Linked DNA regions of Homo sapiens: all the other regions are linked to region 1. The links are chromatin loops, found by intact Hi-C in ENCODE. Cell type or tissue: PC-9. All regions are shown on one strand. Links, peaks and the distances in the headings refer to the core of each region. The heading gives the core; the rest is flanking DNA.

Evidence for each region. A loop is a pair of places that touch in the nucleus more often than their neighbours do. Peaks named below come from ENCODE experiments on the same cell type or tissue, not always from the same donor. Only the 100,000 strongest peaks of a DNase experiment are listed, where the experiment ranks them.
Region 2: it touches region 1 in a loop (5-fold over the local background); 2 of 110 quality-filtered maps call a loop at or near these places.
Region 3: a loop joins it to region 1, with 4 times the contacts of the local background. A loop is called at or near these places in 2 of 110 quality-filtered maps.

Annotation. Positions count from the first base shown.
Region 1 is chr12:26,243,010-26,253,139 of GRCh38, forward strand. All of the region lies in intron 1 of SSPN-AS1 (SSPN antisense RNA 1), which reads right to left. It overlaps LOC105369705 (a long non-coding RNA gene), which reads left to right and starts at 9,863. Exons shown (of 6, transcript XR_007063249.1): 1 at 9,863-9,911. RefSeq lists enhancers at 2,258-2,437, 3,053-4,252, 7,587-7,756. In PC-9, for the core only: no CTCF peak of the experiment used is centred there; a DNase peak (open chromatin) is centred at 3,712; H3K4me3 peaks cover 1,702 bases; H3K27ac peaks cover 4,381 bases.
Region 2 is chr12:26,295,036-26,305,165 of GRCh38, forward strand. It overlaps LOC105369705 (a long non-coding RNA gene), which reads left to right. Exons shown (of 6, transcript XR_007063249.1): 3 at 3,230-3,390; 4 at 6,088-6,158; 5 at 8,575-8,818. Among named protein-coding and RNA genes, the nearest start is that of ITPR2-AS2, 19 kb to the right of the region's middle. In PC-9, for the core only: a CTCF peak has its summit at 4,329; DNase peaks (open chromatin) are centred at 4,156 and 4,496; H3K4me3 peaks cover 1,686 bases; H3K27ac peaks cover 2,037 bases.
Region 3 is chr12:26,149,968-26,160,097 of GRCh38, forward strand. It overlaps a transcript of SSPN not described here. Among named protein-coding and RNA genes, the nearest start is that of BHLHE41, 30 kb to the left of the region's middle. In PC-9, for the core only: a CTCF peak has its summit at 4,078; DNase peaks (open chromatin) are centred at 2,734, 3,634 and 3,974; H3K4me3 peaks cover 495 bases; H3K27ac peaks cover 2,151 bases.

The sequences.
Region 1 (10,130 bases), core at 1,680-6,679:
GCCTTTTCCAAAGCTGTTCTTACCAGGCCACATTGCCTGCCCCAGGCTCCATGGGGTGGTGTCAGAAGTGGGCTTAAAATGCAAGGCTATTCTGTTCAAACCTAAATGTAGAGTTCTATAAATTGTCATTTTGGGTACCCTTAAGAGCTAAGATAGATGAGATTTAGATTTGTAGCCTCCTGGTGAATTAAAAATAGACATGAAATATAGACAGGACCAAACAATCTTGCTGGGGGAGAGATGCCTTCCTGCCTTTGGGAGAAATGTCACAGGATCTGATCAGACCATGAACAAACACTCCAAGCCACAGTCATTGCTCCAAAAGTAGTGGATCTATGAGGTCAAAAGAAGGGCATAGCCAACACGACGCTTGACCCCAAGCCACCTCCCCTCCTACTCCAAGTTCACTCTTTCTCTGCTTTTCTTTCATGCAGAGGAAGAAGAAACAAAACTAGGGTGAGGGACCAAGGAGACGTCAGCATGGAAACCCTTGGATAGCTGCCCACAGAGCTTTGCATTCATTCCTCGTATAACACAAAAGAGTTTCTGGATGAAAAAGAGTTGAAGGTCAGAGTGAATGAACATGTGAGGTACTTAAAGATAGGCACTAAGGTTTTCACGCTGTGTTCTGGCAAACTTAGGATTTATTGAAGGTCATGGACTCTTTTGTAAGAGGAATTAGGCTTCAGGTGGGGTTTTTATGAAATTACTGGATTTTAGTGTACTTTTGAGGGATACTTCTCTTCTTCCACCCCCAGATTATACCCTCATCCACACTCTACCTCTGGGCATTGTTGTCCCAGTGCAGTCATGGCCCTTGACATTAGCAAAGGTGAGAAATCTTCTGCTCTTTAGTTTAGGTCTTGTTACTTAGAGTCAAATGTTACCTATTTATTATAATATATTAAAATCTTCTGCCCTTAATTTTAGGTCTTGTTACTTGTAGTCAAAAGTTATCTATTATACTTGTTTTCCTGTAATAAGGAAAAGTATGAAAAGGGAAAAGGAAATATCATTACAACCTCTTTTAGTTTACTCCCAATTCGATCACCTTTGCAGTTACTTCTTATCTTAAAATCACTATGTTAGGGCTGGACAGATTCCTTCCAGTCCAGCTTGTGTATTTTACAGAAAAGCAAACTGAGGCCAGATGAGGTTAGATGACTCGTTTAGGCTCACTCACCTCAACTCTTTTTCTTATTAACATAAACTCTTGGCTTAAAACTGGCATATGTTTTTCTCCCCCTCCTTTTCCCCCCTTTACTCTTTGTCTTATGATTTATCTTCTTTTTCCTATTTGATTGGGATCTGCAAATGTATAAACCCTAATTTCAACAGGTTTGAAACCCCTGCCCAGTATTCTCAAGGATATTAGGCAATAACTCATTATTTTTTCTTTTTTTCTGGGACAGGGCAAAATGTTGACATTTATTTTGCTAATATACCCAGGATTTTTCTTCTATATTTATTTTTTAGAATAAAAGAAGTAAATAAAATGGAAGTTACTCATATTCTCCGAGAATGAAGAAAGGGAAAAGGTGATGTGGGGGACCCAAGACCTATTTGAAGAAGGGTAGCTGTAAGCGTGACTAGAAAACAGTAAGGGGCAGACCAAACAGCCTCTTTCCTTAAGAATGAGCCCTTGGTGTTGATTATGTAACACTGGCGACTGCAATCCCCGAGGAAGCTGCCCGCCTGCCACAGTGTGGTTCAGTGGTTAAAAACAGACTTGAGACCAGTCATATTGCCTCGTGTCCAAGCCTAGGTTTTGCTACCATTTACTAGCTATATATATACGTGGACAAATTCCTCAACTACTCTATACCCAAGTTCGTTCCCTCATCCATAAAACGGGGGTAATAAGAGCACCCATCTCATAGGGTCATTGTGAGGCATACATGGGTTTGTCTCTGTAATGCGCTGGGAAGAGTGCCTGGAACATTCTAAGGGCGCAATCTGTGCTTATCATTATCATTACCTGTTATCAACCCTGTTTCCCAGCTCATCTTTGAATCTGAAAATATGGGCTAGAGATGGAAGAGGAGGGGAATTATTTTATTATACTTGACTAGGTGCTCAGGAACACTAGAGTTACAGCTTGATGAGAGCGCGAGGAATCCTTTTTCCTGTACCTAAACTCAGCTGTAACCATGAAGGCATGCATGCTTGCAGTTAACACTGAAATAGAGAGCAGTTTCCAGAGTGTGCTTTCCTAGAGAAATCCCTGATAGGCTTCAGACTTTTACATTAAAGTCTAGTTTCTGGCTAATATAATGAGTCCTCTCTGAAACTAGCCTAGTATGCACTGTGCTTTCTCATTGTGTCATCAGATCTACAACAGGAAGTGGCGCTCCTGCCACCAAGTCTTCAGCAGTGGAATTGGGTTTTAGACTCTGTTGCTAATGCCCCTATTGCCAATAAGCATTCAATATTTCTGCTTAGCCTTCTTCTTGTGCCATTGGTGATGCCCTTCTCAAAGATGGGCTGGTCCTCCAGGGGAGATACATGCTGGGACTTCTAAAAAGCCCCAGGATTTCAGAGCCAGCCCCACTATGATGCATGAAAAGGGATAGTGGGCAAGTAATGGGACTTTCTGTTTTCCATCAGATCCTCAGTCCTTCCGGTTCCGTGTCAGTGCTTTTGCCTTCAGTGAGTTTGCAGTGGAAGTCTCAGGAGATATCACATAATTACTAGCACACAAGGAAGAAGTGGAAAGTAGAGAGGGAATCTAAAGACAATTTCCAATGGCAATTAATTGGCTTGACGCCAAAACCTTCTGAAGGCCGTTTTATGCTGGAAAGAAAAAGAGTGATCTGGGAGTCCCTGATCCTGCTAATGAAATCATGCGGCAGGAAAACCTTCCCATGTTTCTGATTTTTTTTTCTTTGTCTTTCCTACAACCACCAGTGCAAACACACAACACCCATAATGAATGGAGAACCTGGTTAATTGTGTAAACTCCTTCCAAAACAATCAGGTCTTAGCCCTCCCCACTGCATTTGAGAGAGCGACCAAATATGCAACTTAAAGCTAACACACATTGGACGTGGGAGTCCGTAGGTACAACAGAAATAAGCACCATCATCGGCCATGCCGCCGGAACAGTTAGAAACATTCTTCACCTGCTCAACCTGAAAAAAGGACCCGGCTCCAGCTTATCTTGGTAAGTGGCTAATGTGAAGTGAGCTCGGGGAAGCCTTCCATGGCCTCAGAACCATCTCCTGCACTCTGAGCAGTGCCCTTGGCAACACAACAGAAGACTGGAGGAAGGGGGCGAGGCCCACCCCAGGAGAAGGAAAGGACAGCATGAAACATGATGCAGCTGCTGAACTTTCTTTTCATTACCTTTAAATTATATCAATTTCTAGACTTTGCGATATCTACTGAAAAGAGAAAAGAGACTTAAAAATAATCTATCTGCTTTTAACCTAATTCAAATTGAGCAATAATGAAAGTAATTCTGCCTGTGCAAAGACTGGACCACCACTTTCACAGCTCCCTGCCTCCCAGTTCTGTGTGGCTAGGAGTTTCCATTTCAACTCTCCTGCTCTGAAGCAAGAAAAACACAGGCCTCACTGCTGTCGCCTCTGGCCCTGTGTTACCCCTTACCTGGAGTGACTCACCACATCAGCCCAGGGTGTGAGCGAGGGCAGGGCTTGTGTACCAAAGCTGGAGGAATGTGCACCATCTCTCCAGCTTCCTTAATCACCTGTGCCTGAAGGGCCTCTGTTAGAAATGCCCAGTACCTCCTGGATCATTAAATCATTGATGTGCTCCATAGTCCAAGTGGAATTGGGGGAAGAGGTGACCAAGATGTTGCTTGGTCAGCTGAGGTTGGAGTGGTAGAGTGGGAACGTGGTGGGTAGAGGAGGAGGTGTTTGCGTCACCAACCCCCAAGCCTTTGTCAAGATCCTAGCACTCCAAGCCCTTCCTTGATCTTCTGCCATGAGGTATATTTTATTATCACTGGATCTATAGATCTTTGAGTCATCTGAGCTTCTCCTCTTGGTCACAGGATAAGAAATGAGGGCAAGAGGGAAAGGAAATGTAAAAGCTTTAATATACCTATTTTGTGCTAGTCATTGTTCTAGGAGCTGGATATATAGGACCAATAAAACAGACAAGCTCACTACATCCAGAAGGAGAGACAGACAATGAAAAGACAAATAAATAGAACATTTTAGATAGTGGGCAAGTGCTATGAAGAGGGTGCTCTTACAGAAGAGAGAAAAGAGGTAGGGCAATATTGGGAAGGATGGTGAGGGAAGGACATGCCATTTGATCCTTAACCTGAATAATAAATGATAGCCAGCCAACAATATGGGGAAAAAGCATTATAGGTAGAAGGAACGGCAAATGCCAATCCCAGGAATGAGGCTGGGCAATCAGAGCAACAGAAAGAAGACATGGGTCCCTTGATCAGAGTGTCTGTGGGGCCAGCTACTACCGCACGGGAATGAAGTGGTCAGTTGCTGTCAGATTGCAGAGGGGCTTACAAGCCACTGTAAGGAAGTTGGGAGCCATTGGAGTGTTTGCAAGCAGTAGAGTGACATGAAGTTTATCACCTGTGTTTCCCACTCACACATGTGACACACACATATATACCCAGACATAAACACAGGGAAGATATATGAGTGGGCAGAGACACAGTTTGAGTTGTCAAAATATTTTATGTTTTTATAATTGACTGTTACTACAAATTGGATATTTAGAAAGATGAACAATTTCTCAGAAGTATAAAAGGAAGGGCTAGATTAGAAAATAAGTTAAGTATTTCTTGGAAACCGTTTTATAAAATTAATACCTGAAATGAAACAGCACCATTCACACAGAAGTCATGCTGGACATTGACTTTTGAAAGCCAACATTTAAGACATTTCTTCGTGACCAGAACAGGGTCACAATAGGGAAGAAAAAGCTGGATGGCTTTTTCACTAAGCCCCTTGGACTTACATATCCATTAAGAGAAGGCACAACTTGGTTTAAGGAACAAAAAACCAGTAATTTACAAGTGGCGTGGTTTATCCATATTTACTCAGAGCACCAAGCCTCCCTCTGAGACCCAGAGGAGAACTTTCAGTTTTACCCTCGTGCTTAACCACAGTGGTCTCTCTTTGTCCAAAGACATTGCACCACCCTGGAAGACACAGTCAATGAAAGTTCTTGGAGCAAGTAAACGTTTTGGGGTGTTGACCTATGAAATTCCTTCAAATACTTCTTTTATTTTGACTGACTGACTTCCTTCCTTCCTTCCTTCCTTCCTTCTTTCCTCCCTCCCACCCTCCCTCTCTTCCTTCCTTCCATCTTTATTTTCTTTCAAAAACTTTAAACAGGAGAGGCGGACAAATCTGAAAGAAAAGGGAGGATTATTTTTATTACAAACTGTGAGTATATCCAATATGGCTAAAATTACATAATACTGTTCTTCTGAAAGGATGGAGTTTTAAAAACCTGGTATTCTCTGAGACTACAAGTAAACAGACTTCATAGCCACAGAGCTTCTTGTTGTTGAAAGCAAATATGTACAGAAGGCAAACAAATATCTTTTTTAAAAAACCAAAGTTAATGTTGAAGAAAATTATGATGGTCTTGAACAGAGTAGTTATTAGCAAAGAATACATGAAAACATGAATTACTTGTAGGTATATTCAGTTCATCTTATTTGCTCTTTACCAACTTAAAAGAAAGATATAATGAAACAAAATATTTTAAGAGTAAAAAACAGAAGTCAAATAGTAAATAAAATAGGGAGATCTACATAAAATAGGAGAATCTACTATAAACAAGACAAATAAAATACTTAACTCTGAAAAATACGGACACTTCCCATTATCATGTATTTTCCTTTCATAGTGTTTCCAGAGCTCCAAATAAATTAGATTTTAAAATTTCATTTTCACCTCAGATATATTTCCTTCATCTGAACAGACATTGGAAGCTAGCTCAATGATTAAAAATGTAAAAAATAATGGTAGACTGAAGTCCTACAACAATATCCGTGTTCCAATCCTTAGGATCCTGTAAATCAGTGGGCCCCAACCTTTTTGGCACCAGGGATCAGTTTTGTGGAAGACAGTTTTTCCATGGAGGGGGTAGAAGGGTCATGGTTTTGGGATGATTCTAACATACTATATTTATTGTGCACTTTATTTCTATTGTTATTACACTATAATAGATAATGAAATAATTATACCACTCAGCATAATGTAGAATCAGTGAGAGTGCTGAGCTTGTTTTCCTGCAACTAGATGGTCCCACCTGGGGGTGATGGGAGAGAGTGACAGATCATCAGGCATTAGATTCTCAAAAGGAGCACACAACCTAGATCCCTCACATGCACAGTTCACCATAAGGTTGGCGCTCCTATGAGAATCTAATGGTGCCACTGATCTGACATGAGGCAGAGCTCAGGCAGTAATGTGAGCAATGGGTAGCAGCTGTAAATACAGACGAAGCTTTGCTAGCTTGACTGCCGCTCACCTCCTTCTATGTGGCCTGGTTCCTAACAGGCCTAGGACCTGTACTGGTTTGTGGTCTGGGGGTTAGGGGCACCTGTAATGTTACCTTATGCTGTAAATGTTACCTTATATGGAAAAAAGGGACTTTGCAGACATGATTAAGTGAAGGATCTTGAAGTGGGGAGGTTATCCTGGACTACCCAGGAGGGCTCTAAGTGCAATCACATGTATCCTCATAAGAGAGACACAGAGGGAGTTTGACGCAGAAGAGGAGAAGGCAATCTGACCAGAGATTGGTGTGATGTGGCCACCAACCAAGGAATGCTGGCAGCCACCAGGAGCTGGAAGGGGCAAGAAGTGGATTTACCCCTAGAGGCTTTGGAAGATCTGCAGCCCTGTCAACTCACACCTGGTTTTCAGGGTGGTGAAATGAATTTCAGATTTGTGGACTATCAAACTACTACAGATAATTTCTGTTGTTTTTGGACATCCAGTTTGTGGTATTTGTTACAGCAATAGGAAATGCATACAAAAGCTATTCTGAATTAATGCTTACTGACACAGGAAGTGAAAAGGGTGGCGAGGGGGCAGAATTTTTAAAAAATGAGATAGCATGAAAATTATGTGCATTTCTACACCAAAGGAACAAACCCCAGTACTTGTTTCATTAGGTTTAGGGCATGTGTTTTTAAAGAAAAGCACATAATAGCTAGGTCATATTGGCTGGTAAGGTTTTAGTGCTAATCATATAGGAAGTGTTGACTTTTCACTTGTTGAAGGGACTACAAGCTCTGAAACCTTTTTTTTCTTTTTCCTTTTTTTTTTTTTTTTTTTTTGAGGCAGGGTCTCGCTCTCTTGCCAGGCTGTAGTGCAGTAGTGCAATCATGGCTCACTGCAGCCTCAACCTCCTTGGCTCAAGCTGTCTTCCCACCTCAGCCTCTCGAGTAGCTGGGACTACAGGTGCGTGTCATGATGCCAGGCTAACTTCTGTATTTTTTTGTAGAGATGAGGTCTTGCCATGTTGCCCAGGCTGGTCTTGAACTCATGAAGTCAAGCAATCTGACCACCTCAGCCTCCCAAAGTACTAGAATTATAGGCATGAGCCACTGCACCCACCTGAAATATTTTTTAAATAAGTCAACATAATACATGCAGATGATTAAAAAAAAATAGTGCAGGCAGATTTGGACTGAGCACTAATTGGCTAATTCTACGCTCCCAAACTTCCCAGCCCCACTCTTCATTGGAGGTAGTGCTTCTGATGGTTGTTTTCACAATTCCAAATAACATGATTATATCTCTATTATCAACTTTAGGTTGGGGGGAATTCCAATGACCTCTCTATTAAGAAAGATGAAGATTCAGCTCTGAGGTTTTCTAGCTGGATGCAGATTAAAATCACCTGAAGAGCTTTTAAAACATATCTATAACTTGTCCCCACCCCTATAAATTCTGACTTATTTTGTCTTGGGCGGGTTCTAAGTTATTAGTCATTTTTCAAGATATTCAGATGATTCTGCTGTGAAATCAAGGCTGAGAACTAACTTGGCTCGCATTCAACCCCTGAATTCCTTCCTTCCTTCCTCCTAACATTTACTAGTATTACATACTTTCTTCTTTTTTTGTCATTCTTACAAGTAGGTGTTTTTATGGTATTAATCTTTATTCAATTAATCTTTATTTTAGAAATATAGGCTGGGTGCGGTGGCTTATGCCTGTAATCCCAGCACTTTGGGAGGCCGAGGCAGGCAGATCACTTGAGGTCAGGAGATTGAGACCATCCTGGCCAAAATGGTGAAACCCTGTCTTTACTAAAAATACAAAAATTAGCTGGGCATGGTGGTGCGCACCTGTAGTCCCAGCTACTCGGGAGGCTGAAGCAGGAGAATTGCTTGAATTCAGGAGGTGGAGGTTGCAGTGAGCTGAGATCGCGCCACTGCACTCCAGCCTGGCGACAGAGTGATACTCTGTCTCAAAAAAAAAAAAAGAATATCATTAAATATCTATTTCTTGTCTGTAAACCTTGGATGCCATTTTCCTGATTCCTAACTGTAGTAGGCAGAATTCTAAGATGATCCCCCAAGTTTCTATCCCTTGATGTGCATACCTTGTGTAATCCTTTTCCTTTAAGTGTGGGCAGGGTCCGTTACTAATCAATTAAGTTTGAGTTAATCAACGGGAGGTGTCCTGGGTGGGCCTGACCTAATCAGGCGAGTCATTTAAAAGAAAGTGAAGCAACAGAGATGCTTTCCAGCTGGCCTGGAAGAAAGCAAACAGCCATGTCATGAACTGCCTCTGGAATATTCCATGAGGAACACCAATCTTACAACAACAAGGAGCTGAAAATCTACCACAGTCAGTGGGCTGGGAAGAGGGCCCCCACCTACGATTAGAGTGCAGCCCTGGCTGACTCCTTGATTGCAGCTTGGCAAGACATTGAGCAGAAAACCCAGCTGGTTCATGCCAAGACGTCTGACCCACGAAAACTAGGAGATAATGAGTGTTGTTTTAGGCTGCTAAGTTTGTGGTAATTTGTTATGTAGCAAGAGAAAGCTAAAATACTAGCCAAACAAGATGAAGATATCGTGACTCTTACTGTTCCCTTAATATCACTTCTCTGTTTCCTGAATCCTAGTTTCTATCCACTACACGTTTATTTTTATATTTTCAAGGATAATAATATTTACATTAGCCGGATGCGGTGTCTCACACCTATAATCCCAGCACATTGGGAGGCCAAGGCAGGCGGTTCACTTAAGGTCAGGAGTTCGAAACCAGCCTAGCCAACATGGTGAAGCCCTGTGTCTACTAAAAATACAAAAAAGTTAGCAGGGCGTGGTGGTGGGCAACTGTAATCCCAGCTACTAGGGAGGCTGAGGCAGGAGAATCTCTTGAACCTGGGAGGTGGAGGTTGCAGTGAGCAGAGATCATACCACTGCACTCCAGCCTGGGCGACATAGCAAGACTCCGTCTCAAAAAAAAAAAAATTTACATTCTGTTCTAAGATATGATAGTGCCATGGTTATGAGAAGGGTCTGTAGCAGACTGGCTTTGTTTGAACCTGGTTCTACTCACTTTAGCTGATTAAATTTGGTCAAGCAAGATACTCTATCTGTAGCTCAGTTTGTTCATCTGTATTTTACAGATGAAGAAAAATAGGTCCTACTTCATGGTGTTGTTGTGAGAAACAAATGAGTCCATGCATGTAAAGTGGTTAGAAGAGTGACTAGCCCATAATATTAATAGTAACTTAAGATTATGTTTATGCTTTTCATGATTGGACTATTAGTTTATTCTAAAACTTAAAAAGTAATAAATTGCGTTTACTTAAATGAGACTAAGTAAATTTCTTTATAGCAGTGCCAAATGGTGTGCTCATATTTAGTATCTTTATCTGCAGATCCATTGTCATGACTTCTGAGCTGTTTGAAAGAGAATGTTCTCAGAATCAAGGTAAAATGGATACTATTTTTTTCTTATACTTCATCAATCCTCAAAAATTTGCCATATTTTAGCTTATTTCAGATAGAACAATAACTTTTGTGTACAGATTTAAAATTTTATCTTCCTAACAAAAAATTATTTTATAATGCTTAAAAATCATCCAGTCTTTTAAGAATTCAAAAAATTCCAGGAATCTCCTCTCTCTCCGGAAATATCCCTCAGCTCCAA
Region 2 (10,130 bases), core at 1,923-6,922, 52 kb after region 1:
TCAGAATTCCATGAGAGATTTAAGGCATACCGAAAATGATTTGCATAACTGTTTTCTCCATTATCCTATTTCTTCCAAGGATGGTCCACAGCTAATACTACCCTAGACTCTTAGGCAGAAAGTTAATCCGTTTTGTAGAGTGGATGCCTTAGGGCATTCGGGATTAATCATCTTGGAGAATCCTTGCTAAGAATAGCAGCCATAAATCAATGACCATCGTATTGTGCTGTGGCCCCAGTAGGTAGAATAAATGGATCTGGGAAACACAGTGTGGCTGTAAGAATGGCCTTGCTTCCCATCACTCCCAGTGACCCACTTGGGAGACCTCTGCTTCTTGTCCCTATAACTCTGGGCTCTGTGAGTTTATGGAGAGGGCTTCTTTCCTTAAACCTCATGAGCAAACCTCTGCAAAATTCAACGTTTTCTTCTGTAGCTTCCTCATTCTTCTCAGCCTTCACAGAATTGAAGTGAGTTAGGGCCTTGCTCTGGATTAGGCTTTGGTTTAAAGGAACGTTGTGGCTGCTTTGATCTTCTCTCCAGACCACTCCAATATTCTCCATATCAGCAATAGGGCTGTTTCAATTTATCATAATTTGTGTGTTCGCTGGAGTAGCACTTTTAATTTCCTTCAAGAACCTTTCTTCTGCATTCACATATTGGCTAAATGTTTGATATAAGAAGCCTAGCTTTTGACCCATCTTGATTTTTGACATGCTTTCCTCACCAAATTTCGTTGTTTCTGGTTTTGATTTAAAGTAAGAGATGTGTGACTCTTCCTTTCACTTTAACAGCTAGAGGCCATTGCAGGGTCATTAATTGACCTAATTTCAATATTTTTGTGTCTCAGGGAATAGAGGGAAAGGTAGAGAAATGGGAGAACAGCCGGTTGGTGGAGTAGGCAGAACACACACAACATTTATTAAGTTTGCTGTCTTAAATGGGTCCAGTTTGTGATGCCCCAAAACAACTGCAATAGTAAAAATTTTTTTTAAAAAAATCATAGATCACAGATCACCATAACAAATATAATAATAATGAAAAGTTTGAAATATTGTGAGAATTACCAAAATATGACACAGAGACAGGAAGTGAGCACATGGCTGGAAAAATGGTGCTGATAGACTTGCTCCATGCAGGGCTGCCACACATCTTCCACTTGGGAAAATGTGGTACTTGTGAAGCAAGTAAAGTGGTGTGCAATAAGATGAGGTATGCCTATATATGTAAAGAACTTGAAATCACACCTATCACCCAGTAAGCACTAGACAAATCTAAGCCATCATTATTCCCCATGTAAATCTTTCCATGTCAACTGACAACAGCACCAAATGACTGTGATGGCGTATAATATTCTGTAATTTATTCAGTCTCTCTTCTTTTGAAGAGTTTTCTCTTTTTTCCCCATTTCTTCCCCCTCATACAGGCAGCATTGCAATATATATCTGTGTACTTATGTCTTGTTGTATTGCTGTTTGATTTCTATAACATTAAAACCGAGGTGGATGGTTGGCGTGAAGGCTATATGTATTTTTAATTTTAAGAAACGTTGTCATTTTGCCTCCACTAAATAAGGCTGCAAGTAAGTCTTCATATTTTCTCCAGTAATATATAAAAGTACAGTTTTCCCTACATGCTCACCAATACTAGGTAGTAGAGTTCTTTTTAACTTTTGCCATAGAAATTGACATTTCACTAATTTTTTTTTTTTTTTTTTTTTTTTAGATGGAGTCTTGCTCTGTTGCCAAGCTGGAGTACAGTGCCACGATCTCGGCTCACTGCAACCTCTGCCCCCCGGGTTCAAACAATTCTCCTGCCTCAGCCTCCTGAGTAGCTGGGACTACAGGCGTGCACCACCACGCTCAGCTAATTTTTGTATTTTTAATAGAGACGGGGTTTCACCATGTTGGCCAGAATGGTCTTGATCTCTTGACCTTGTGATCTGCCCTCCTCAGCCTCCCAAAGTGCTGGGATTACAGGCGTGAGCCACCATGCCCGGCCTCACTGATTCTTTAATTTGCAGCTCCATAATTTTAGGGAATTCAAGCACCCTTTCATGATGGTTAACCATTTACTCCATTTTTCTATTGGGTTGCTTGCATTTTTCTTGTCAACTTCAAACAGCTCTTTGTATAGCATATATATCAACCTCTTATTTGACTTCCCTTAAAACAACCTCAGTGCTAACCATGGGGTATAGCCATTGCTGAAGTTTGGGTGTTTGTCCCCTCAAACCTCATGTTAAAATTTGATCCCCTAAAGCCTTCCTGCCTAAATAGAAAGGTTCCAGGTACTTTCATGTGGTAAGAGTTCAAGGTCTTTTCTGACACTGCCTTCCCAGCTCTGCACTCCCTACTCCTTTTCTGCTCCTAAAACTCCCTCCATCTTCTGATTTTTGACTGGAATGCTTTTCTCCTGCCGCTTCCTCTGTACAAACCCTATTCATTCTTAACGCGTCTGTTTCTCTGAATGCTGTCCTGACCACTCTAGCCTGATGTGAACTCTTCTCATTCTGGACTCTCACAGTAATTATTATCTGCCCACGCATTTGGCAATTGGTCATTGTCTCCTCAAGATCCTACTGGAAACAAATCCCCCACCAAACCACCTTAAGCAAGAAGGGAAATTTATTATCTCGCACAGCAAGAGCTCTGAGTTAGGACATGCTCCGAGGTTGATTTGAGTTAGGACATGCTCCATGTTTTCTCCACACTGCCATCCTATGTCTGCTTTCTTCATGGGCATAAGATGGCTGTCAAAAGCAGCTAGGGCAACATACTTCTTTGTTTATACCTAGTGGCAGAGAGCAGGAACTCTCTCCCCAGGCAGTGACTCAGTCTCTCCTTTCAGTCTGATTGAGCCAACATCAGTCGCATGCCCATTGCTGGCAGTAGCATTGCAACCGTTACTGGTCCAGCAGTGGGCATGTCACCAATGTTGGCTCAATCAGAATGAACATGCTAAGTCTTATACTAATTAGGACCTACACCTGAACCTCCCCCACATCACCTAGGAGGAGTGGATACTTTAATAAAGTTGGGGTCTGGTAGGAATCAAGAAAAGGGGAGATGAATGTCATATGTTGCCCTGTGACAAGTATTTATTAGCTTGAATTGCTATTAACAGCTTTTATTGTCATCTTTTCATATTTTTCATATCTGTTCCTCCCAGGTAGATTAAAACACGTGAGGCAAAGCCTATACCTTGTAACTCTTCAATTACTTTCTTATAGATGTGCCAGTAAATATGAATTGGTTGGATTTGACTTCTCAATGATACACAATGATTCTCTACCTGGACTAACACCACAGAGGATGCCATAGAAACTTCTGAGATTTCGATGATAAATATAAAAAGTTGAAGCTTTGGGGAGCCCAAGCCAGGAAGCTGGAGGTCTGTTTGAAATCCTGTTGAGCTCCTCCCCTACCTCTGCTCCAGAAACTACATGGATATTAGCATCAACACTAATCAAAAGAATAAGATCAAGGATACTGAAGAGCTGCAATGCAATAGATTTCTTTATCCTTGATACTTAGATCTGAGCACAGTTCACTGTTGAGAACTGCACAGTTTGCCTTAACTAGAAAGTGTGCATTTTCTTATTTCCTCTCTGGGATGACAGTGATCACCAAAAAATTGTTATTTAAGATACTTCATTTATTCAATCATTTAACAAACATCTGCTTTGAATATCTATTACCAAGTTCTGTGCTAGGAACAGAAAATACAAAATTTCATAAGAAATGATTTCTACCCTTCAATTGCTCATTAAAAGAGCTGCTACCACTTCTTCAAATTTGGTAGTAGTTATTTCTGTGAGGTCACTGGGTTCAGACCTTAACCTATCAACTGGAGTGTCTGCTCTAGAGCTAAGTGCTTTGCTGTGGACACTTGCTATTTTGGGGATAAGAAGTATGATCTCATCTTCTCTTCGATGTTTAGCCTAAGGTGATTCACTTCATTCAGCTTTAACATCACTAAAATGTGAATTCATACTATTAGCGTACTTCTAGTACAAGCTATAAAACCCATTACCCATGTGTAAGGCATAATTCTGACAGCCTAAGCTGGAGAATATCATTAGCTAAAGTAGAGTAAGATTGGGTGAGGTGGTTGTTAAGAGGTTTCTGAATGAGTCTGAGTCAGGCCTCCAGGGCTAAATTTATTAATGAGTCATTTTCCTTGCCTAGCAGACACTGTGGCAGAAAGTGAAAGAGGAAGAAGCCATTCGACGTCTGTTTTTAAAAATGTGTTCTGTCCCTCAGTCCGCCAAAGTAGGTTTCAACATATTTTAGCATTTTAGGCTAATACTTGTAACCAAAATGTTTTCCTGGTTCCTCTCAGTTTGCAAAAAACAAGTGAGGTCTTTTTTCCAGGAATGGGGAGACTGGTTTTCATCTCCTCCCAGAGGGGGCAGATTGTAAATTCCTAGTGGCCAGATATAGCATCTACTACCTTGCTCTGTGCAGAACCTGAAATTCAAATCTGATTATTCCAGGCTTTACTAAAAGCATCTTGATGACAATGATGGTGACATTCCTCACATTCTCTTGCCTTATGTAATTTTAACAGCTTTCATCTCGGATCTATACCAACTTTCCACCTGCATAGCTTTATCCTGGGTCTTTTCATGGGAGATGTCCCAATCAAGATCTCAAATTTGTCCTTTCATCTTTCTCTTGAAACCTCCCCATCTGTTCTCTCTTCCACTCACTCATAAGAACTAAAAATCCTCTTCTACCCTTCTGCTAGATTAAATCACTTATCATTTCTTTCTGTCACACCAGGACATAGGAGCCCTTCTGACTCCATTCAATGCCCCATTCAACTTAAAGTCCGTGGTCAGCAATTACAACAATGTCCCCATCATCCTAGACACATTTATCCATTTGGCACTTAGCCACATCTATCATGCCACCCCCAAACCATGGTGTGCACCCACTATGTTCTCTGGACCTGCCTTTGACAATATGAGGCTGTGAGATAAAGACCAAAATCTTATGGGACTGGCCTTCTGTAAATTTACACTATAAAGTCCAACTGATCTGCAACATTAGGGAGATTTTAAAATTCTGTCAGAAGGCTTAAAACATTTCTCCTGGCCAGTATGTCCAAATACTTTGTTTTCTTCAAATATCCAGCCACATAATCCTTGATCTTTGCAAATTAATCTTCTAGATTTATAAGTAATATTAATGTTATTCCATAATTTCTTTTCTCCTTCTCCCCCTCCTCCTTCCTCTTCTCTCTGGTCTGCAAGTATACATATGTGTGTGTATATATATATGCATACACACATCTCTATATCCATTTGTCAATCTGTCTGTCTATCAACTATCATCTCCTGATTGCGTTCTGTCTTAGCTCAGGCCTATGGTACGTTGTCCAGATCCCCCTTCAAGGAATGACCTGCCACCCAATTGTGGACAGTGTGATCAGCTGATATTGTCCAGCTGTCATCTTCTTCAGGGTCTGCCTCAGTTGCCTTGCCTTGCATCCTTGCAGGAGTGGTCTACATCCATGCCAGAGAAAAGTGGGTCTAAAGGCCTGGTTGTTTCAGCCACTGCAGGATTGTTGACTTGGAATCTTAGCCCTTGAGCTACCTGTCATCTTCAGCTTTCTCTGTTTAATCCTGTTTCTTTGTTCTTCCTTTATGCGTGTTCATCCATAATATGTGGCTTGACCCCAAAATGTGTCTTAGTGTCTCCTTCTAGAGAACCCAATCTAAGAGTAGTCCTAGGAAATACACAGTAAGTTAGAGTTTCATTTCCAGCTGGCAGTGAGGGTACTGGATACCATTGCTGGTGGAAGGTGGATCACAGATAGCCCCTGGCCCAGTGTGTTGATCTGATGGTTAAACTTTTACTGGTGGTGAACTGGGAAGGTGTACTGATAGCAAAGAATGCTCTAGAGGGTATGATGTATCAGGTTTCTGAGGCATACAAAGGAAATTATAGCTAAAAGGATAATGATATTCCTCAATACTGATTGCTAAGGCCATTGATGCCCTGCAGAAACACAACAAATATCTGAGTAACAGATAATTGAATGCTAAGTGGAAGAGCCAGTGGTTTTGTTGTTTTCATGCAGAAGTCCTCATCTCCTGAAGCTGCAAGAAGAGACAGAGCCCAGCCTGATAATCTGAGGACTGAACTTCAAAGGTGGTTAAACTTTCAGCCAAAGCAGGTCTCATGCCAACATCAGGACCCTGATTGGGGGGAAATGGGAAGGGGAATTCTGGGTGGATTTATATATTTTTACTACGGCATTTGGAACATTATACTTTTCTTTTTTATTTTCTTTTTTTTTTTTTTTGGAAGCAAGAGGGATCACTTTATTTTTTAGAATACCAGGACTTTAGTGTCTCTGAATTCCCAGCTCTCAGGAGCTAAGTCAGCCTTACTCACTTTTTTTTCTTTAATTTATTTATTTATTATTATTATTATACTTTAAGTTTTAGGGTACTTTCTTATTTATTTATCTGATTCTCCCATAGGCTTTTAACCCTTTGACTGTCGGTTTTATATTTTACTCCTTGTTGTCTCCCACTCCCCTCTCCTTCATCGCACAGCCCCTCTGTAGCTCATAGAAAGCTGCTTGACAGGTAGTGAATTCTCAGTACAAGTTTTCATGAATGACTCTCCAGTGTTTGCCTGAGATTACTTATTCCTTAATATGTATACAATTTTTTTTTTTTTTTGAGATGGAGTCTCGCTCTCTCACACAGGTTGGAGTGTGGTGGTGTAATCTTGGCTCACTGCAAGCTCCACCTCCTGGGCTCATGCCATTCTCCTGCCTCAGCCTCCCGAGTAGCTGGGACTACAGGTGCCCGCCACCATGCCTGGCTAATTTTTTGTATTTTTAGTAGAGACGGGGTTTCACCTTGTTAGCCAGGATGGTCTTGATCTCCTGACCTCGTGATCCACCCACCTCGGCCTCCCAAAGTGCTGGGATTACAGGCATGAGCCACCGCACCTGGCCTCCTTAACATGTATACTTTCATCTTTACTACCTAGATCCAGAGGGAAATGTATTCACTTCTATCTTCTTTTTGACTTTTCAGTGTCTTCAGTTTTTTCTCTCTATTATCTGTCTTTCCATGTAGTATTACCACAGAGTGAGGGCTTTGCAAGTATCAGCTTAATGAATGAGTCTTCCATTGTTTCTCCCCATGAGTCTTCCACATTGATAAACCTGATCTCTCAACCAAAGCCATGGTTAATCTCAACTCTACACCATTACCTATGCTGCTGTTCTCTATCTGTCCCCTCAGGTTCTACAGTGGGGATGGAAACTAACAAAAGATAATATACCCAGAGTAGTGATTTATACCAGCAACAAGAAAGTATTGCATAGACGAGGGGCTAGTCAACCAAATGCTACCCTAAAGTGGGCAAATTGATAGAGCCTGTCTATGAGGAACGGGTATTGCCAACAGTAAGATTTCATTCTCTTGTCTTAAAAATGCTCTTTTTGTCTGTATCTTTAGTGAACCTTCCTTCATGTTCACACTCTCTTTTTTCCTCCATTCCTTCTTTGGGCTTAGTCTTTTCAGATGATACAAGCCTGTGTTTTTATTCCCCACCCCCACTATGTTCCCACAATGGCTCCACTACAACCTCTACTTTGATCCCACTAGGTAGATATTGAAGGAGCTGATGTGCTACTTATTAGAAGTCCTGTGGGTTAGGAGGTCTAGGTTATTAGTCTAAGTGGAGTCCAATCTTAAAGTTTCAATGTGTTTATGGATTTGGAGATGAGAGAGGCTCTGGTAAATGATCAGTTTTGGAAGACAAACCCATAAACTTTATCGAAAGCACAGGGTCAGTGTCACAGGAGAGACACAATTTTCAGTGAAGCGAAGTCTTTGTTGCTGAAATCATGTCATGCCTATTCACCCCTTCAATCTTACCTCCAGCCCCACACACCCAGTTACTCATGCCAGGGCTGTAGGGGAAAGGAGAACTTGAAAAATAATATAGCACTTTTTTTTTAAGTTTAAGAACCCACATGATAGCTGGAGATATCAGAGTGGAGCATAATGTTGAATGTCAAGTTTACCCATTTTGTTTTGGAGAAAGCAACTTATTAGAGCAAGAAGGGTAACAGCGGTAGAGTAACACTAGAACAGAGACTTATGAAGGCCTAAAGACCCAGGGAAAACTTGTTTCCTTTGTGTCCTTCCAGGTTTAATCCTTCCCCTTCACCATCCCTGAGAGCACATCTATCATATTTCTAACCCTTGTTTTGAAGCCCTTCATGGGCAGCCCCATTCTCCATATCGCTTCCTTTTGAACTCTAAAATGCTCATGGTCTGTCAATCATTTTGGTCCTGAATCACTATTTTATATCTATCTGGCTTACTCTTTGCAGAGAATAGACACTGGTTTCTGAATTGTCTATAGTATCCAGCAGAATGTTAGGTCTTCCAGCTGTGACGTGGAAAAATCTGTTGAAACATTAATGATCTAAGATAAGGGCTAAATGTGAAATAAGAAAACATTGACTTTCTGACCTTGCATTCTGCTTCTTTCTCATTAATGTTTCCCTTATGGCTTTTTTTTCTCTCCCTCCAAGGTCACCCAGCCAAAATAATCTACTCTGCCTGCCCAAGTGTGAAGCCTAGTGTGAAACCTACTCCAGAGGTGAAACCCCACCAAGAGATGAAAACCACTTTGGGAAATACCTTATGTCTGATATTTTCTTCTTCATTTTTTGATAGGACTTTTTTTTTCCTGCTCAAAAGTGACTATCTGGTAGTACATTCCCAGAGGATCCTGGCCAGGTAACAGAGAAGTCTGAAAGGCTACCTTGAGATAAGGTACTAACAGCCTGTGGTAGCTTTAATAGAATATTCTGGTTTAAATAACAACCTTGAACATCCAACTTATTCAGATTCAACAAACATCTATCGAGTATTTACCCTCTGCAGATAAGACAAGGCCATGTATTAGATGTTTCCTCATGTGTTATATCATTTAGTGATTACAACAAACATCAAAGGTAGCATCCCTACTTTACAAAGTAAAACACAGATACTCAGAAAGGGTAATTTATTCACTGAAAGTCAAAGTGAGATGAATTCAAACATAGGTCCTCTAACACCCAGGGCACAGACTGATGATGTTCATGACCAGCTGAGTTTATGAAATCTCTTACGCTGTCTGTCCCTAATCTGCCTATACATTAGCAAGGTGTAGAGAAGCACCATGCTTCTGTCCAACATAACAGGGTTAGAAGGTCACTTTTCTGCATGTTTCTACATTATTTTCAAAACTGCCATTCATCTGCGTTTTCAAATAAATATCAACAAAATTACTTTTGTTAGCCTGTAGTTACTTTGCTATCCTACAGCCTTAGTCACATGTAAGCAGATTACTAGAGCAGCATGTGTTTCAAATCTCTTCCTGGGAAGGAGTCAACAGGTGGAAAAACAAATGCTAAGCAAACCATCTAGAAGACTCCTTCTCAAGGCTTTAAATGCAAAACAATGTGGATAGGACACATGGATATATCGTGCCATCTTCTGCTTTAGAAAATGATTACTTTGCACCTGTGACCCATTTACTAAACCTCAAAACTCTTGGTTTAAGATATGTTGTTTTGTAATTAAGCTTTTGAAATGCACATTTGTTGGCTTTTGTCCTGTGCTTGTTATTATCTGAACTATGACCAATTATAAATACTAAGCTATTTAGAGTCTTAAAAACAAATGGATATCTATACTTCGTGATTTACACAAATATTAACTTTATTAGCTACAAAAAATTATAAATTGGACTTTATATAAAATTAAAACCTGTTCTTCAAAAAAGAAAATAAAACACAAGCCACAAACAGGAGAAAATATTTTCAATGCACATATCTGGAAAAGAACTTGTAACCAGAGTATAGTAAAAGCTCTTACAACTCAGCAGTAAGAAGATAAAACAAAAATAGGCAAAATGTGAATAAAGAGTTCATGAAAGAAGAGCTAAATGGCAAATAATCACATGAAAAGATCTTCAACATCATTAATCATCAGAGAAATGAAAATAAATACCATGAAATATTGTATACCCATTATAATTGCTAAAAGTAAAAGGACTGAAAATTCCAACTGTTGGAGAATTTGGAACAACTGGCACTCTTGC
Region 3 (10,130 bases), core at 2,170-7,169, 93 kb before region 1:
CAAGGTCAATACTTCCTCACATCTTCTGAAAGGTAGGAAGAAACATGGGCACATAACTTTGCTATATGGGGTACTGTCTCAAACTTGCAGATGTTTCTGGCCGACTGAACACCATCCTAACCTAGGGCACCCATGGTTTATAGCTTCTTGTTGATTGTGTCAGGAAGTGCTCAAGGCCAAGCCGACATTAGCCACAAGAAAGGAAGCACTTTGGAGAAAGCAGAAATGGGTTTGACTCCGGAGCAGCTTGGGGGTGCTTTATTTTGCCTCCCAGGTCTCACACATCAGGCTTTCCACAAAACCTGGTAGCACCATCACACAGCTGGGTATTTTGACACTGAGAGCAAAGTTCAGTAAAAGGTTTCGCTAATGTGTATGCGATGCCCTCCCAAGTATGGCATCCTCACATTTCAGTCTCTTACCCAGTTAGAGTTTCACAGACTGATGCTATAAACTGGTTTAATTATTTTTTTCATTTAAGCTAATGATTTTATTTTCCCTGGAATGACTACATTGTTTCTTTGTCCTGTACATACAATTTATATATCCTTCAAAAAGAGCTCATTTACAAGTATGCTTTTAAAACAGAAGCCAAATGAAAAGCATTTTAAAATTTTTTGTGCAAATCCTTGTACATTTTTAATTTGGGGAGTCATCTGCATCATTATAATGTATTCACTTACTAAAAAATATTTTAAGGGAAACCTTTGAGACCCCACAGTTGAGAATATTTTGTCATAAACCAGCATAAAGCCAAATGCTGTGAGTGCTAGTGGATTTTGGAAGGAGGCATAAGGCTTTTGATTTTTTTAGCCCTCTCTTAAGACCTGGAAAGGGACAGTCCTTACTGGGATTTGTGATGTATTCTGCAGGAGGATAATTTTGCCTCTGGGAAAGTCAGAGCCAGGCCAGAATCACTCCTGGGATTTTGAAGTCTGAAGTCACTTGTTTGGCTCTGCTCACTGGAGAACTCAAGAATGCTATTCATCGGCCAGTGTGAACAGTGGTTGAGAAATGACTTGCTGTAACAATCATTTCCAGAATTTTTTGAGATACAGAAATTCTTCTGCATTGCTTTTCAGACACTGGAATGGCACATTTTGGTGGGATTTTCGGGTGGAACTTAGGGAAAAAAAGGGGCAAGTCTATATTTTAATATTTCTATGACTGTTCCTTCTCTCAGAGAACTCTTGAGTGCCCTGTTAGTCTTTTGAGCAGGTTTTCTTGGAAAAAAAAAATTGTGCTATAATGCCAGCATGAGATCAGCTTTTGTTAAAATACCCAGGCAAAACCACCAAACATTGCTAAATCCTTTTGGAGAGGCTAGAGAGAAACTGAAGGAAGTTACAGTTCATTCCAAAATATTTAGATTAGAACTGGCATTATTTCCCTATTTAGATCTCTTCTCAACCATAAAAAAAAAATCACATGCATTGTGTTATTTTTCTCTTGCTGTTACCCAGCACAACTGCCCCCTTAAAATCCTCAATTGGGTCCTAAGCTTTTCTGAGGCACCCTTTCACATACATTTTTTGCTATTGCAATGAAAAACAAATCATTTATTCATTCAACACTAAATACCTAGTGTGTGTCAGGCACTATTCAGAGTTCTTGGGAGTAAATCAGTGAACAAACAGACAAAGCTCCCTGCCCCCATGGAGCTTGCAGTTTAGCTCATGCAGAGGATCTAATTTACCTATGCATGACAAGACCTGACCCTCAGCATGCATAAAGGTTACCGTGGTCCAGGAGGATCTAGTACAAATTTTTTGTAACAGGGCTGCAGAATTTACTAACACACTATGCCACATGTGGAGAAAAAAAATATATCTTAAAATTTTGTCCATACCTGGTCTAATCTTCCTCATGTGCCCCTGCGTGGTAGAAAATAAAAACAAAACAAAGCAACTAGAATTTTTCTCATCCAATGCGGTAATTTAACCATTGCTTTTGGATAATGCTTAGTCCCTAGATTGAAAGAGAGAAGGAGGGGAAAGAGATGTCACACCAGATAATACTTTTGAATCCTGAAAGAAGAATTTCTCAATATTTTGTGCTATTCATAATTCAGTGACTACAAAGACAATACACTTTTAAGTCTAATCTGCATTATTGACATTTCCCTCATCATTTTCTTCATTCTAGGCAATCAACAAAACAGTAAGTGAAGAAGCCCTGATCTGTCACATTTGCTCTTTTCCATGGTGTAAATACTCCCACCGTGGCTAATTTAAAGCAACCGATGTGAGGCCACTGCTTGCAGGAAAGATATGCAGCAGCTTACCATTATGTAATATTTCCACCAAACAGATATGTAACCATCAATAACCTCAAGATCATAGATAACAATAAAAATGTAGTATAAGTAAAACAATTAGGAAGTGATAAGTTTTAGGCATGCGTTACTTTTGCCTAATATAATTTATTTAATTATAAATTTATAACATTTAATTTTTAATAATGGCTATGTTTAGCAACTGTCTTGCAAAATTCCTGAAAATTTAAGAACTGGCTCTTAGAAGTCACTATGTCAGGGTAAAACCATAGTAATTATAAATGCCATCTCTCTTTCCCTTATCACTGTATTTTAATCCAACAGCCAATCATGCAGACTCTACCTCCAAAACATATCTTGACCACTTCCCTACTGCAACAATTGTTCTCATCACCCTCACTGCTCACCTGTATCCCTGCAATAGCCTCTAGTTGTTCTCCCTGGTTCATTCCTTATCTGTGTCTCATAGTCCACTCTCCACACAGGAGGCAGTCATATTTTTAAAATGTATGTACCATATCACTTCCCATCTTAAACCCTTCAACGTCTTCCTGTTGTTCCTAGAAGAAGACTCAAGCTCTTACCATGCCCAGTAAGGGCCTATCTTATCTGGCTGCAGCCTCCCTTCCAACTTCATCTTGCCATTGTCTGACTTAGCACTTCATTCCAGCCATGCTGGCCATCTTTATTTTCCTAAAACACACCTGTTGTGTAGCTGCCTCTGGGCCGTAGCACTTGTTCCCTCTGCCAGGAGTGCTCTTCCCCCACAGCATTCCAAGGCTGGCTCCTTCTCATTGTTCAGGTTCTAGCTGAAGTATCATCCCCTAAAAGAAGTCTGTCCTGTTTTATCTAAAGTAAGCCCCATTGCCCATATCACCACTCTCCGTCATATTCCCTTGTTCTCAGAAACTCAGGCAAATTACTTAGCCTCTAAACCTCAGTTTTCTCATTTGTTAAATGGAAGTGCTGTAGTACACATTTCTCATAGGGTTGTGAGGATCAAACGAGTTAATATATGTAAAGCACTTTGAACCCTACTTGGATCTTATTAAGCACTATCTATGTAAGTTTCGCTGCTAATATTATCATCATCATTTTTATTGAAGTATTATTATAATCTTCATTATTATTGGAGTATTCAAAGTACCTATCACTGTCTAAGAGTATTTTATCTATTTGTTTTCTTATTTCCTTTCTCCTCTCCTGGAATTTGAGCTCCATGAGAGCAGTGACCTTGAATGACTCATGCCCTGCTGTGTTCCATCACCTAGAATAGTGCCTGCCACACACTAAGTACTTAAATATTTTTTGAATGAATGTGTGCATAAATGAATAATGAATAAACAGAAGAACTGGCGGTGACACCATTCTGAGCCTTGGTTTATTTTTAGAAAATGTGATTACAGAGGCTTGCAGTCAGTGTGGTTGGAAGGGCACAACCGTTTTTGTAGGTGGTGGAACTTCTGGACTCTTGTTGCATGTCTGCAAGGTCTTCCACGAATTCTGGGTTCTGGTCCTTCTTGAGTGCTGAGTAGCTGATATCCCAGTGGTCCCAATCATCAGGAATATTGTGGGTGTGCTTAGCTCTCATAGTAAAGTCTAAGTTGGGAGAACTAGTACCTTATGGTCCCTCCTGATGGATGAGCCCAGAAACAGAACTATGAGCTACGATTCCTGAAGCAGCCAAAGGCAAGGAAGTCCAGTGCCTCTGAACATTTGTTCTGCTCAATGAAAGAACTCAGTCATGGGGTACCCCTTGTGGAAAAACTTGGAGTAGCCTCAGAAAGACTTTCATCCTTTGCTTTTGTAGTGGTTACATTTAGAGCAGATATGTGCAAAAAAACCTATGGCAAAAACCTTATCTTGGGCATATTTCTCTTGAACCCGAGCAGTTGCTCAAAAAGGTACTATGAAAAGGCCCATTTCTATATTTTTCACTTTTCATTTAGGTCCCTGATATGTCAAAAGATGACAGGGTTCATGAAGATTTTCTGTAACTCACCCTCGGTTGATCTGGAATACCAAGCTGCTTTACTCTACAGTGAGCTTTTTGAGGACAGACCATGTGTGTTATTCACCATTGCACAGAGTACCTAGCTCAGAGCCTTGCACTGAGCAACAACCTATAGATGCAAGATAGATTTCCATGTTCAGATCAACACTGCATTAGAGTATGACACCTGAAATCTTAGCAGCAGGGCCTTGGTGAAACTCTGTAGAGTTTCAGGGGGATCCTCCCTGCCTCCTTCACCAATTCCTCTTAAGGGGCACTAAGCAGAAAGGAGACAGGCTTTGGAATCAGACAAATGTGGCTTCAGGTTCTGGCACTAGTTAAATGACTTAGGGAATGACTAATTAAGGGACTTTGGGGAAGTTACTTAACCTTTCTAATTTATAAAATGGGAATAAAATGGTACCTATAAAGATTAACTGAGATAAGTAGGTAAACATTTCAGCTGAGAACCCAGTATCTACTGTACATTCGATTATTGTTAATATGAATCTTCTGGAGTGTTTTCTGTTTGTGTATGATCAGAATGCAGATTAAGGGGCAGAGAGGTCTAGGGCAGAGTAGAATTGGGCCCAGTAACATGGTGCCACATCAGATCCTGGACCAGAATTATATGAGAAAGTAGTGGGGTTTGGGCCCAGGGTTTGAGGGATGGTGATGGTAGTGTATGGTGAGGAAGCTGGGCATGACAGTGTAATGACAGAGAAAACAATCTGTGGAGCTCAGGATAGATTAATTTTTATAATGGGAAACTGTATTAGGAGTGATATCTAGATCTCTATCAGACTACTAGAGGACATCTATTCTTTATTGAATATCGACTTTTTAGGGGAAAAAAAGCAAAACCATGTTCTATGAATATCAAATGAGAAGAACTTGTCAGTTGGCTGCTTTTAAAGTTACAACTAGTGTATTCGTGGTATACAGAAAGGCCATTGGGTAACACCTCTTTCTTCTTAAATTGGGTAAATGAAATAATAGTGAATCACAAGTTAAAGTTACTTGTCCAGACTAATCAGGGAAAGGTGAATTAGAAGATGAGAGGGTGAAAATTAAAGAAGAAACAATTACCAACACAGAAAGGAGGGCCGCAGATGACAAAGATGGGAGCACGTATCTGAAAATGGAAGGGGATGGTGTTGTGGACAGAGGAAAAGAGCGAAAGATCATCAAACCTTCAACAACATAAAAGTGACCCTCACGTTACCCTTAAATGGTAATGGCACACAACCTGAAAGCCTCAAAAGCAATAGGTATATTAACATTTAAAAAAGAGTCTTTAGGCACCTCAGTAATAGACTGATGACCACTGGTTGGTTTTGTTAATATGTGTGTAGGCCAGAGAGTAATTTGGCGGAAAGAGGAAGAGTTAATCTGAAAGAGGAAATTTGAAGTTAGAAGAACATGAAGGCAAATCATTCATGATAAATGTGAAGGAAAGAGCAAGATTTAATAATGAATCAGGGGGACAAAAAATAGAGCTAACATTAATGGCCACTTATTGCACATGAAGCCCACTTTGCTAAGCTTTTCCCAGGTACCATTGCATTGTTACCACAGCAACCTGTGCGGTGAGCCCTGTTGTTAGCCCCAGTGAACAGGGCAAGTCAGAAGTTTCCTTGTGATAGAGCTGGCAGGTAGAGGATCTGAGTTCTGAATCTCACCTCTCTCAGACAAAAGCTCCTGTGTGTAACCATTCAGCTGAAGTGCTTGCTCAAAGGGCTGAGAAAAGATGATGAAGAAGATTGGGAGGGGATTGAGAAAGAAAAGTTCAAAGAACTTTGATGGTAAAGAATCTTAGAATGAAAGTAAGACATGACAAAGAACAAAAGGAAGAAAGCATATCTAAAGGAGTAAGAAAATTAATATTTTTTGGCCACCTTATGTGATTAAGATGCACAAATATAATCTCCTTTAGTTCACACCAGAACTCCGTGAAGTAGACATGACTTCCGTTTACACAGATGAGGAGATACAAGTTCAGAGAAGTCACCGTTAATCACGTAGCTCACAAATACCAGAGCCAGGATTAGAACCGCTGTCTGCAGCGTTAGAAAGCCCACAGTATTTTCATTCGAACTTGGGAAAGGAAGTGCTAAGCCTGGGTGTGAGGGAGCAGAGATGGCATCTACCTCGAATGGTGGGGTAAAGATGCAAATAAAGCATGACTAGAAAGACAAAAAGGGGAAATGAGAAAGGGAGGACCACAGAGTGATAATTAGCCTCACACCACCTGTTTTTGCTTTGGCTGAAGAGGTCCCTCATCAAGGCTGAGTAACAAACAAAGCAACCGAGTAGCTCAGAAAGGCCCGCGGATTCTTCCACTGGTCATCGCCTGGAATGTTCACTGACAGTGAAACGTGATGTGGAGAAACCCCTGACAATGACAAGAAAGATTCCAGACAATTGACACATTGCTGACTGCGACGGAAGTTTCATAGAAAATGATTTTTAGAAGGGACAAATATAGAGAGCAGCTCAGGAAGACACACTCTGTAAAGGTGGTTGGCAGGAAGTACGGTTGCTGTAGAGGACACAGCGAGACATAGCTGGACGTGAAAAACAACCCTGTGAGGCTTATAGCATAGGTTTGTGTATCACCCTTTTGCATATGAGGAAACTGGCCCGTAGCATTTGAGGACTTGCCTGTGGTGCCTGAGTTTTAGAATCCAGGTGTCTGACTCCAAATCTAGTGTGTGGAACACTGTACCATTTTCATTTAAACAAATACATTTCTAATGGTAAATTTGAGGTATCATGTATTGGGGGAAAAGGTTTAGAGCAGGGATCTTTACTTTGTTCTATACAGGTAGCTCTTTTCAGATGTTTTTTCATGTTTAGTAAAAACAACTCTGGTCTCCAGATGAATGGCATTCAGCTCCGTCTTGTTAGTGCTGTTTTGTTTGTGGTAGGGTTTTCCGGGTGCAGATTCATAGCACCTTAACTTTGTATTGGCTAATAATTAACAAAAGCGGCTGCTGACTTCACTAAGTGATTGCAGATTTTACTGCAAGTTCTTTTGTTTGCAACTGTCTAGGATACAATGATCATGTGGAAGGCAGTTCTTTGATGGCTAATTCTATACCATTAATAAAGTAAACTGACTACTGGGAAATACATTCTCATTCTTGGACCCTGGAGTCTTGGTTTTATACATAAGCATTTCTGAGTAAATTGGAGTGAATTAACTTTGGTCCATTTAAATTGGGTCAACTCATCCTCAGGCCTACAAAAATTCACACTGGATATACTGTACTCACAATTATCAATGCCACACTGACACTCTCAGGATGTTCAGATGACTAAATTTTGCTTCTTTTAAAAAAAAATCTGGGAGAATTCTCACACATACCCAGACTTTTGCGCTAGGCTGAAAACACTAGAAATAATGGTCAAGGTGACTTTGAAGTTCCTGTTAATTGTGTCTAGACACTTCATGGCTATATTCTATACCCCTGCTTCATTCTGCTCTGACAAAATTAATATTTCCCAGCTTTTGATTAGATTTAAGTGACTCAGTGATACTATGGCAACCCTAAACTATGGGACAAAAATCAATGTCTTGACCATTATATGGCCTCTTTATGAAGAAATCAGCTATTTCTTGGTTCCAGATGGGCAATGTGCTCATTTCTCCTTTTAACATTTTATTTAGGATTCAAAGTATTTTTATAGGGAAAACCCCACAAATCTCATTATCTACCTTATGACCTGTGGTAAAGTAATCATAAAGAAGCAATTACTTTTGTCTTTTTTTTTTCCTTAGATTACCAAATCCAAGGCAACTAGAAATGGCGAATAGGTTTTGTTTTAGGAGGCAGAAAATATGTTGATTTTAATTATTTCAAAAGACACAAGTAGGATATTAATTCATGTAGCTTGATGTGATGATCTTAAATGCTAACTCCTATGCATTGTTCAGCTCTTTCCCACTTCATCATGTATTTTTCTTTTTTTCTGTTTTTCCTTTTTCCTTCCTTCTTTCTTTCTTTTCCTCCCTCCCATCCTTCCTTCCTTTCTTTTCTTTCTCTGTCTTCCTTTCCTCCTCCCTTCTTTCCTTTTCCTTTCTTTCTGATTCATTTGAATTTGTGAATCCTTACTTCCCACTATGGGCATTTCCTCCCCATAATATGTCAGCGTAGGGGCCTAGCCTGCCCAAGTTCTGTAAACAGACTCAACCTTCCTAGCCACATCCATCTCCCCAGACAACAACCTGGTAGGAACTGAGAAGGCTTGACTGCTTGGTCATGGCACCTCAGGCTCTGAGTGACGGGAACTCCTACCACCTGCATTACAGGATCTGCAGGAAGTCCCTCTGATTTTGCTGGTCGACTCTGAATAGTCTGCAGCAATTCTTTTGAAAACCAGAAGAGGCAGATGAGTCCTGGCTGGGGAAGGCTGGGTAGAGGGTTGCTGCACACACACAGCTGAGGTGCCTCAGGGCAGGGCTGCTCCTGCAGCAGACCCCTGGAACCCCTTTTAGCTTTGTGTCTAAGAGTCTCTGGCTTGCCAGCTGCACACAGTGGTTCCTTTAAAGCAAGGTGTTGTGAGTCTCAGCTGAATGCTAGTACAAGGTTGGCCTCATACCATGGGCAGGACATTGGCTACCTGCTCTTGCCAGTAGAGCCCATTGTGTGGTCAAGCTCAGAAGCACAGAGGAGGAGATCTGGGGTCAGGATACCTTCCAATGCGACTGACAGCAGCAGAGACAGCTGGTCAGGAGCTAGGTTAGGCCATGCTCTCCTTTGCCCTGTTGCTTTTCATTAAGACTCCTCATGGGCACAGCAGCCATGTGACCAGCTCTGGGGTCAGGAAAGGGACCTCTGCCCATGGCTGGAGCCTGGCTCTACTCAGCCCTGGCCAGGCTGGATGGGGAGAGGAGGTGGAGCTGCCTGGAGTGCAGAACCAGCCATGGGTTGTGACAGATTGACAGAGGGTGAAGGGCTGAGAGGTGTGACCCTGCTGGGACATGTCCTGGGCAGAAGAAGGGGTCATCTAAGGCCACAGAGGGGCCCCAAGGCAAACTCTCTGCCCAGCAAATTAATTTAGTCATGCAGGCAGGAGTTTGGTTAATACCCTAGAAACAATGGTGGGAAAAACGAGTAAACTGGAACAGGCAGGGAAGATGCCTAGGCAGCATGACCAGACTAAAGATTGGCCACCAGAAGAACATCAGGAGAGCCCATAGTGTCCTGGAGGTCTGGAAAGATGGGTTGTGTGCACTCAGATGAAGATCCCACAGGTGGGGCAGGTAGAACAGTGCAAGGGGGATGCCCCACTGAGCCATCACTGATTCTGTCTTTCTGGATGATGGCAGAAGCTGTTCCAGGGTGGCTCATGTTTTAAGAAGTAGAATTCAATCTGCACCCATTCATGAGAATGGTTATGTTTTCAAAGGCAGAAGGGCTGATGTGTGAATGCAGGAATAGGTATGATTTTTTAATATTCGTCTCCAGAGGACAGAATCCCAAATGGAAGCAGGACCTACAAAGAGGCAGATGTTGGCTGAATGAAAAAAAATAAAAATAAAAACAAAAAGCCCACCTCTAGCATTCGAGCGGCAGCAAATGCTCCCTGAGTGGCATCCTGAGTACCAAGCCCAGTGCCTGGGAGACAGTATCCATTCATTGAATGGGTAAATGAATGGATGGCCCTTGATCAGGATCCCTTGTTAGAGAAGGGATCCTCTCTGTAAGAGTCTGGACCATGAAGGGGATTGGCTGTGACATCTGCCTCTTGATGAGCATTTGTAGATGATTCTGCAGGTCTGGGTGAACCTGTTCCTTGAAGCACTATCAGCCACTGAGGGCAAGACTGGGAAATTTCAGCACAAAGGTCTGGGGA